Linked DNA regions of Homo sapiens: region 2 is linked to region 1. Evidence: read pairs that join two places in POLR2A ChIA-PET (ENCODE). Cell type or tissue: PC-9. All regions are shown on one strand. Each heading gives the region's core, and the rest is flanking DNA. Links, peaks and the distances in the headings are about the cores only.

Region 1 (5,390 bases), core at 91-5,090:
GTCTGCTCCCTACTGCATCTGCAGGAGACATCTACTATCCAGTTATCTTCTATTAGTGTTAATATCACAGTAAGTTTTTCTACATCCTCAGGCGATTTGTGTTCCTAAAACTTTGTTCAACACCATATATTCATGCAATACGCACGTGGTGCTCAAACCACCAGGTTAATCAAGAAGTGACTGAGAAGCACCAAAGTTTATCAATCAGCAGCCTGGGAGATAGGGCAGGAATTTTTCCTCTGGTAGATAAGAGGCCAAAAAAGTAAAGAAGAGATGAAGGATTTCACTAGAGATGGAGAGGAAGCCAGAGGATGAACATAGTATGGTATTTAAAGAACAGTATATTGGATTCCTATTATAGTTCTGAAGGATATTTTACACACTGGAACCAAAAAATGTTTCTAAATAAACTCACAGAGAATTCCTAATTTTATAATGTTAGTTCACCTAAAAAGCCTTACAAATTTTTCCACCTTTCTTGCTTAAGAAAGGTACTGATGCCTAAATCAAAGGTTTTTAAACGTGACTGCAAGAGATTTTCCCAGGAAGCGTTTAAGATACTGAGGCCTGGGTTCCACCTAATCAATTCTGATTCAACTGGTCTAGGATGGTAACTGGGTTTATGGTATTGTTTACTACTTAGGTGGCTCTAATATGCAGCTATAATTGAGAACCACTGCTCTTAATCAAGAACAACAACAATGGCCACTACCATTTACTAAGCATATATTATATCTTAGGTGCTGTTTACTTTTCTAAGCACGTTACACATACTAGTTCATTCCCTGTATTTTTTACAAGAGAAAAAATGGAGAGGTCAGGTAATCTGGCCAAAGTCACACAGCAAGCTGATGAGAGTTATGCTTTAATCCCAGGAAGTTTGGATCCAAAACCCTTGTTTTTAATCACCATGCTATACTGTCTCCTAAGCATTAATTATACTTGTATTCTTCAATTGCAAATAAAACTATGAAAGGAAAACATTTTTAAAAATGAGATAATTGGCTGGGTGCAGTGGTTTACGCCTGTAATCCCAGCACTTTGGGAGGCTGAGGTGGGTGGATCACCTGAGGCTGGAGTTTGAGACCAGCCTGGCCAACAGCCTGGCCACCATGGTGAAACCGTCTCTACTAAAAATCAAAAAAAAATTAGCCGGCTATGGTGGCGAGCGCCTGTAATCAGGTACTTGGGAGGCCGAGGCAGGAGGATAGCTTGAACCCAGGAGGCGGAGGTTGCAGTGAGCCAAAATTGCGCCATTGCCCTCCAGCCTGGGCTACAAAAGCAAGACTCTGTCTCAAAAAAAAAAACAAAAAAAAAAAAACAGAGAATTAACTTCCTCCTTCTTAGTAGTACAGTGGCATCTTGGGCAAGGGTACCAATATGTGCTTATTAGAAAAGTAAATAAAGTAAACAGACAAGAATCTTCTCTTCCCAAAAGATTCAAATTCAAAATTTTTACACATATTCAATAATTTCCCACATAGCACCTTACACTGCATGGTTATTTAATGTTAATATCAAAAAAATACATCATTGAGACAATGATGTATTTACATGTACATTTACAAAAAAAAGTCCTACCTATTTCAGTTCTGCTGACTCCAATTCCATTATAAATTCTCAAGTAATTAAAGTGACAAGAATCAGAATCTTCAATGTCAAAGTCACCAAATTTGATGCGAACTCTCTCTCCCATCTTTACACGGATCTCCCATTCACAAACAGTGCTGTTGGGATAGGTCTGTGGGTAGTTTATGGATGTAAGGGTTCCACTCTCAGGGCCTAGTACAGTGTGTCCACATCCATCACCTTTAAAAAAAGTGAAAAGAATGATAAATTATTCTCACATATTTTACTTCCTCTATAATGATTTTTTTGTGAAGATTTAAAAATATGCACGACATCAAATATTTTATACCACCCATACTTTCTATTTTATTTTTTTTAATGGACAAATAATTGTACATACTCATGGGGTTCACAGTGATGTTCTGATACATATGATGTATAGTGATCAGATCAGGGCAATTAGCAAATGCATCATCTCAAACATTTATCACTTGTGTTACCTGAAACTACATAATTTTGTTAACTATAGCCATCCTGCAGTGGTAGATTCCTCCTATCTAGCTGTAACTTTGTATCCTTTAACAAATCACAAGACCTGACATTGTTCTTAGTATATCTATTCACAGGAGGCAAGAGAAGACAAGTTAGGTCAAAATAATCAATGGTTACTTATATAATTTATAAGTTCAAGGAGATTTCAATTCTGAACAAATAAAAGTAAATATAAATTAGTAGTCATTAAATATACATATACATGTTATAATAAATCCAATCTTCAAAAGAAGAGCAACTTAATTGTTCAAAAAGTGAATGTAAAATATAGAAATGTGGTCAGCTTCATCTATTTACAAATCATGAACCAAAATATCTGTGAGAAGCTGAATGGAAGCTCTTTTTTTTTTAACTTTTTAAAAATTATACAAGTTCTGGGGTACATGTGCACAATGCGCAGGTTACACAGATATACATGTGCCATGTTGGTTTGCTGTGCCCATCAACCCATCATCTACATTAGGTATTTCTCCTAATGCTATCCCTTCCCCAGCCTCCCAGCCTCTGACAGGCCCCAGTGTGTGATACTCCCTTCCCTGTGTACGTGTGTTCTCATTGTTCAACCCCCACTTATGAGTGAGAACATGTGGTGTTTGGTTTTCTGTCCTTGTGGTAATTTGCTGAGAATGATGGTTTCCAGCTTCATCCATGTCCCTGCAAAGGACATGAACTCATCCTTTTTTATGGCTGCATAGTATTCCATGGTGTATATGTGCCACATTTTCTTTATCCAGTCTATTACTGATGAACACTTGGGTTAGTTCCAAGTCTTTGCTATTGTGAATAGTGCCGCAATAAACATATGTGTGCATGTGTTTTTATAGTAGCATGATTTATGATCCTTTGGGTATATGCCCAGTAATGGGATGGCTGGGTCAAATGGTATTTCTAGTTCTAGATCCTTGAGGAATCGCCACACTGTCTTCCACAATGGTTGAACTAATTTACACTCCCACCAACAGTGTAACAGCATTCCTATTTCTCCACATCCTCTCCAGCATCTGTTGTTTCCTGACTTTTTAATGATTACCATTCTAACTGGCCATGAGATAGTATCTCATTGTGGTTTTGATCTGCATTCTCTAATGACCAGTGATGATGAGCATTTTTTTCATATGTTTGTTGGCTGCATAAATGTCGAGAAGCTGAATATTTCTAAAAACACTATGTACGAAAGATTATGCAGATTACTGACTATTACAGACTACAAGGCACTCCTTCTTGAAATTATTAAAGCAATATTTAATGAAGTTTAATTCTATATTTACTGAAATTTAACTTTTTAGTAGTTCCTCCCGCACACCTTATTTTTTCCCTATAGAATAAGGAGAAGTAAAATTAAAGATTTGAAAAAATGACCTTTATATATTGGCAGCAGCATTATTTGCTCCAGAAATTTATTCAGCAGCTAAATACAGAAACTTAGTTAACAACATGTTTGTAAAAATGAAATATTTGCATTCTTTATCATAAAGTTTGTATTTTGTTTTTACTGAGCACCCAGAAGGAAAAATTAATGTTCATTTAGGAGTTTCAGCAGCTGCTCCAACTGTACTGTTCAGCATTCCATAACAATAAGATTCAAATAAATCTCTTTCTAGTAGGATGATGAATATATGCTTTTAAAATAACAGCATTTTGTCCTTCAAAACAGTTATTTACAAATCACCTTTTGGAACAGTACAGCACTTACACAAAAACTATATTAAAAGTGACACTGCTGAGTTCTAAACTCAATATGGACACAGAGGGCTGTAATAGAACTTTCTACTATGTTGATTATTTTTAAGAACAAATGTAGTGCTAATATTTGCTAGAAAAGATGAAAACTTTCAAAAGCCTATGAATAAGAATTTCATGTAGTTTTTAGTAAGTGGTGGATGCTAAATAAATGTTTATTAATTGAATAAGGAAACTGTACATTAATCTATGAAAAAGTAATTTCAAATTAGTCTCAAAGCTAACTTTAATGATGGAACAACTTTGTACCTAAATTCTTATGATAATACTTAAAAATCGTATCCTTGGCTGATAAAGAAATTTTATTGTTGAATCCATATTAGTATTGCTCCTTAGTCTACTTTTAAAGGTCAGTACTAGAAATCTGGCTTTCTGAACAAGTATCTCTCACACAAAGCTTAGTTTTTAATCAACATTAAATTTTAGCTATCTTCTATACTTGCTTTCATTTCATACACAAGAACTAGGCATAGCAACTCAGTAACACAAAAATATATAAGGGCAGAATGTAATAAACGTGGATTTCTGTGCAATATATCCACTGGTCTTTTGCAAATATAAAATGTAGGATGTTACACAGTCCATAAAAAAAAAAAACCACAAATTTCCCCTGAAACTGGCATGAAAATACCTTGAATATCTCTGCTGGATATCAGCTAAATTAAAAACATAGGGATATAAAAAAATCTACTGTGAAAATAAATGAATTGTAAGATAAATAACTCTTAAACAATCACTAACATTTTTCCTCAGAGGAAAAAACTACCACCCTAAGACAGAGTTCCTAACATTATAAAACTAGTCTGAAATGCCCTTACTACTGAAAAGATGAAAACATTCTTCCTGTAGGTGGTTCAATCTTCATAAAATAACCACTGAATAAACAAAGTAACTCAAAATATAAATGCACGTTCTTTAGTAAATAGAAAACAAAGGCAGCTTTTAAGGTGATTGAAAGTGTAGATGAATTTCAGAAACTCAAGTATTTTCTATTAACAGCTGAATCTACGACTTTGTAGTGGCAGATTGTCACACTTAAGGTATTCCCTGTAGGCTATTATTCAACTTACGGTTGTCATTTAAAAATGATTTTTACAAAGAGTACACGCAGAGTGTTAGGAGTAATTTTTAGGTGTCTTATGCTCATGTTTGATTCTCAATAAATACACGAACATTTACTGCCCTTTCCAACATGAAGGATAATTTCTACAAAAGTTAACAAAAGAAATACTAACTGATGAAAAACAGGACTTTTGCATGCATGCTGATGAAGAAAATAATTACAGAGTTGTCTTTTTTCATAACCTTGTGTAGGGGGAGGGCAGGAACAGTCCACAAGTAACGTGCCAAGAATGTTCTAAAATATGTGATGGAGTTCAGAGCTTCCTCCTCTTGCAAGCAAGATGATATGCACCAGAAACTAAAGTTAACAACAGGTCTCCAATCTACAGCAATGAACAAATTTGAATGCTTTGTATCTCAAAAAATATTTGACAAGTTTAACCTGACTGGATAAATAGCTTAACTAA
Region 2 (5,390 bases), core at 196-5,195, 930 kb before region 1:
TGCCCTCCAGCCGGTCTGCAAGTGTCCTCAGGAAGCCACTTAATCGTCTTGTAGCAACAGTTGTGGATTCCACCTGCTAGGAACACAGAAGTGAGTCCTGGCCCAGATGCCAGCAGAACTTACTGCCCAGCTCAGTCTCCACAGTAGACTGCAAAACTGCCAGCCACCGGGTATAGACATTAATCCATGTCATTCCAAAGGGGAAGGGACAACCTGAGCCCCTAAGAATGATATCTCATCATTTCCTTATAAACACTGTTAATTCTAAGCTGCCTATTGTTTGCAAAAAATTTTCAGAATTTTGCCTAGAAATAGAGATCCTTGGAAATATGGTACAGTCTGAGCTCTGCCTTTTGGAAAGCAGGTCACTGTCCTAAGATGAATGCTTCAGAGAAAGCAACCTTTGCTCAACTCAGCTCTAATCCACTCATCTCAAAACTAATCAAATAACACTCCTGTTTCAAAATGTAATAAAAGAACAGGAGGCCAACGAATACACCGAGGCCAGGATCTCCAGTACAGTGAGTTTCTCTTAACTAGTAATCTGATGTGTGCTAAATCTACAGTTCTCCTGGCCGTACTATTCATTTACTCAACCAACATTTTCACACTGCCTGCTACTGCCACTGTGAAATACAGAGCTGTCTGTACAACATCACAGTTCTTTGGATCACCACATAACACATGGCACTCCACTCATTCTGCAAGTCACACAGCTCAGCAGTGCAGCACAGTAGACAAGCCTGGCTCATGTTGGAAGAAGTATCCTGGGGTCCTTAAGGTAGGACTTCAGCTGGCCTGGGCTGCAGCTACCATCCTTCATTCCTACCTGCCTTTACTCCTTACCAGGAGCAGCTGCCGGGGTATGCCGGTCCGTAACTCCACGTCTTCCTTTGCAGTATCAAATACAAGCCCCGAGATGGTATCCAAAAGGAAATCTCCCCATGAACTAGGATATGCACCAAGGGGGAAAAAAAAACCAAAACAGTGAGTGCATACGAAATATACATAAAATACTTATTGCTAGTAAAGCCAAAAGCTACAAATTGGATTATGGCTTCCCTGTCCAGGCATTTTGAGTTCCATTAATTGGACATTACTCAGCATGGAAATCTAAGACCTTCATCAACCACCCTGTTTCCTCCCTCCCCGTTCCAGACACTCACTTGCAAAGTTAAAAGTGGGAAGCTAGGCTTCAATACTGATTTCTCTTAAAAGCTCTCAGAAAATTAACCATAGACTTTCATAAAACAGGAAGTTCAATGGACCAAATTTTTAACAAAAGTGTCTATGAGGGGAGATTTGTAGGAAATTTAAACAGTCATTATAGGATCTAAAACCAAATTTTATGTGCAATAAATACAACAAATTTGGGGTAACAGCAAGATATCTGGATTGTGTAATTATTTGAACAGTTGTATGTTACATTTTCCTTGTCACTTACAAGGGATGCTACTCCTAAAGAAAATATCTACCATCAATAATTCCAAAACAATTATGTCTAGCAGTGGTTTTACCGGGGGATAGAAGCCAGTGACTAAAAATAACATCTAGGGACAAATATCCCTATTCAATTACCTTTGCTTTCTCTGGGGTATCTGGAATTGGCTCATTCCTAAGTGCGTGCCGGTGTAAGAAATGCACTCTGTGGGGATGCTCTCTTTAAACATTTCTTAGCTATTTAAAATTTTCCTGTGTCACCAGCAGATTTCAAATTGCCGGCTAGTAGAAAATGGAAATTCACAGTATGACTTTTACTTCTCACTCAGTAAGCAAAATTAACACTGTTATGCTTCCCTCCCAGAAAAGTTGCAAAGGAGGACAAAAGCCACATGAGAGACACTTTTCCCAAGACATCTACTACCTGGCGGCCTCACTGCTTTGTGACTTAATGTTATATCCAACCCTGCATCTTTAATTGAGTCTCAACCCGGAGGGCACATGCAGATCTCTCAGCACCATACAATATGTGCTTCCTTTGCAGGTTTATGTAGGTGGAAGTCATACAGCAACAGCTCATGGAGGAATTTAGTAGAAGTTAAATAGTGCTCCTCTAAGAGTCAGAATAGATATTGGGACTTCCCACAATTTAGGAATATCTCTTGAAGGGTCCACTTTGGTAAAACAACCAAATCAACAACATACAGCAGACCCCCAAACACTCCAACAATGCTACCTTGACAGGTGTTAGGAAGAGGCCCCAAATATTCACCTTTACATGGTACCTGAAGGAGCATTAGGCTCAAAACACAGGATCATTTCTGGGGAGCAATGGCCCTCAAGTCACATCTTCTCATTCTAGCTCCAGCATCACTGTCCAAGACACAGGTCAAAATCCAGCCTGGACACATTGATCATGGTACCCACCCACAATCCTAAGCAGGCAACTTCTGTAACTTAGGAAGCTCTTCCCAGCCCCAGCTGAAAAGAGAAGAAATGAATAGGACCCAGGGGCAGCCGGCCAGTTCCTCACTCTTGGGATTGGGAAACAGAGAGTGAGTCAGGTCCTTAGCAGAAGCAAAAGCTAACAGGGTCAATGAGATGGAGGTCAGAGTAGCAACTGGTGATGGCCTAATGTTATGAGTAAACAGAAGCTGAAGAAGGAACAGAAGGGAGAAAACACCAGTCACTAGAAAACCAGTTGGTAGCAGCAAGAGAAATGGAAAAGAGAATTACAGAAAGGGAGTACCTGAGAAACATTAACGATGGGACACCCACAGATGCACGGATATTCAAAGGGCCAAACTATGTGGTCCAGAACTGCTCTGAATCCAGAATGGACTTCTAATTCCAGCCTCTCTGTAGCCTGGAGTTTCTAGGACTCACTCCCTCAAGTGACCCTGCACTTCTTGAGCTGGCTTTGGTGACTTTCTGTCCCTTAAAATGCAAGGAACCTACCTAGCCAAAGTGATGAGGGCATTTTTCAAAATGGAAGCCTAATACAAACTTGGGCCTTCTACTTGTGGGAAAGATAGCACTAAACTAGGGCCAGGCCTCAGCTAATTCCTCCAGTAAGTCTTTTAAATGTAGAGGTGAAATTCACACTGAAAAGTCTGATGAGGAAGCAGAGGTATGCTTACTAACTTGTTTTGCAAGTTCTGGCCCTGAAGGTAGGAGGTGACTTGCCGTCCCTTGGACCTAGAATGTCCTCTCCTACTCTGATCTGCTGACCCACCCCTACTTACTCATCCTTTAAGACTCACTCAGCATTGGTGTCATTTCTGAAGGCTTCTCTAATGCCCCTACTTAGCTAAATGCATTCCTCTATGCTCCAAGAGTCTCCTCTGCAAACCTACAATAGAATTTATCACACCATCTCTTCTCCTACAACCAATTCCAAAGTATAAGCTCTCTCAAAACCCCTTCGATAAAATCCTTGAATTCCCAGCAACAAACACAATGTCTAGTACATATTTGTTTAACACATTAACTCATGACTAGTATTTTTTTTTTTTTCCTGAGACAGGGTCTCGCTCTGTCGCCCAGGCTGGAGTGCAGTGGCGTGATTTGGATCACTGCAACCTCCACCTCCTGTGTTCAAGTGATTCTCCTGCCTCAACCTCCAGAGTAGCTGGGATTACAGGTGCACACCACCACACCTGGCTAATATTTGTATTTTTTTTAGTAGAGATGGGGTTTCACCATGTTGGCCAGGCTGGTCTCAAACTTCTGACCTCAAGCGATCCACCCGCCTCAGCCTCCCAAAGTGCTGGGATTACAGGAGTGAGCCACCACGCCTGGCCATGATTAGTATTTTTAAATATGATTTGGACCAGCAAGGTTGCTGCTTTTTGGATATAACTCACACAGCACTGCCACCCAGTGAGGAGGTACTAGCTGAAATGAACATGATTTTAATTGGAACTGCTGTCAGCACATGCACTTTAGTTCCTGCTGTTCCAGACTGCCTGTCCTACTTTAACTTCATGGACTGTAAAAAGAGAAACCCTCAAAGAGACCAAGAGATTTCAATGGGTACAGAGTTTCTGTTGGAATAAACATGTTTTAGAAACGAATAGTGGTGATGGCTGCACAAGAGTGTGAATGTAATTAATGTCAAACTATGCTTTAAAATGGTTTAAAATGGTATATTTTATGTTCTATATATTTTATCATATTAAAAAAAAAGAGAGAGAGTATGAGCCCAGCCTGGCATCACTAACACACTGATGTACCCACAGCTAGTCTCTTTCTTTCCAAACTATGTGACTCTCTATTTGGGCAATGCCCCACATCCTACAGAGTCAGGTTCATGATGTCCCCAGAAGCAAGTCCAGAGGGACCAGTCACATACATGGGACATCAAAGGAATGTGGAAGTCAGTAAAGGACATAAACCCTGGGGTTTGCATAGGAGGTAGGGGCCAACTCCCTCATATCCCTCCTGAATGTGGCTGCTGCAGGCCAGGACTCAGAGCTGTCCTAGCATGTGCAGCTGGGAGGCAGTGTTTACTTGTTCTGGTAGGTGCTGATGGTCACGTGAGTAGAGTGGGCCAGCCCCGCAGGAGTGTCCGCTTGATGAATGGTTCCTCTGGGAAAGTACAACAAATCACCCGGCTAAAGGAAGGAATAGGAAAGGGTAGAGAAGTTAATAAGTATTCCTTCTCAGTCCTCTTCATTTCAGGGAGATAAATATGGGCTTTGAGTCTCAGTTCTCCATTCTAGAAACCACAACCTCAAGGCACAGTCTATATGCTGGGCTCATGTCGTGTGCAGCTAGTCTAGCTTCTCTGTGTCCGTGAGCCTGTCACTGTTAACCATGATCCACGAGAGGCTCTCGGTGCCTGAAGTCACTATCTTTTCATTCTCAAGCTGAGACTAGACTCACCTGAGACTACCCTGCCCTGATGCAGGGATCAAGGAAGGTAACATCCTGTGCCTGGGACGCCTGCTTCCTCCCTCTTGCATGCTTCAGTGGTTAAGAGTAGGAGCTTGAATTTAGAGTCACACAGACACAGCCACTTACTGGCTGATGATCTGGCAATTTACCTGCCCAAAGCCTCAGTTTCTTTATCTGTAAAATGAAGTTTAATAGCCCCAAACCTTACAGGATTATTTTGAGGATTAGAGATGCTGCTTCCAAGCTCTTAGGGCAATGATGGGCATGTGATTGGATTATATGATTTTATCCGCCAGTCCCCCACTTCCTGATAATTTTTGAGTACTTCTAGGCGCAGGGTCTGTATCTTACCATCTTGTCTTTCCCAGAGCCTACCCTAGCAAAGCACCTAGCACTCAACACAGGCTCAATGAATGTTGGGATGAATTGAAAAACTATACAATCCCTATTTCAACTGAAAAATAAGATGTAATCAAAAATTCATCATTTTCTTGGGCAGCTGAGCCTCCTCTACCCTATTCCAAGTGGGTGGACCAAAACATTCTCCCCAA

The links. ChIA-PET counts read pairs that join two places held together with the same protein. Peaks named below come from ENCODE experiments on the same cell type or tissue, not always from the same donor. Only the 100,000 strongest peaks of a DNase experiment are listed, where the experiment ranks them.
Region 2: POLR2A ChIA-PET joins it to region 1 with 6 read pairs; 1 of 35 experiments calls an interaction of 5 or more read pairs at or near these places.

Annotation. Positions count from the first base shown.
Region 1 is chr3:98,879,959-98,885,348 of GRCh38, forward strand. It overlaps DCBLD2 (discoidin, CUB and LCCL domain containing 2), which reads right to left. Exons shown (of 16, transcript NM_080927.4): 2 at 1,582-1,809. Among named protein-coding and RNA genes, the nearest start is that of DCBLD2, 19 kb to the right of the region's middle. In PC-9, for the core only: no CTCF peak of the experiment used is centred there; no DNase peak of the experiment used is centred there; H3K27ac peaks cover 1,049 bases.
Region 2 is chr3:97,949,940-97,955,329 of GRCh38, forward strand. It overlaps RIOX2 (ribosomal oxygenase 2), which reads right to left. Exons shown (of 10, transcript NM_153182.4): 5 at 4,453-4,556; 6 at 847-949; 7 at 1-76. Among named protein-coding and RNA genes, the nearest start is that of RIOX2, 20 kb to the right of the region's middle. In PC-9, for the core only: no CTCF peak of the experiment used is centred there; DNase peaks (open chromatin) are centred at 2,542 and 3,112; H3K4me3 peaks cover 1,018 bases; H3K27ac peaks cover 2,213 bases.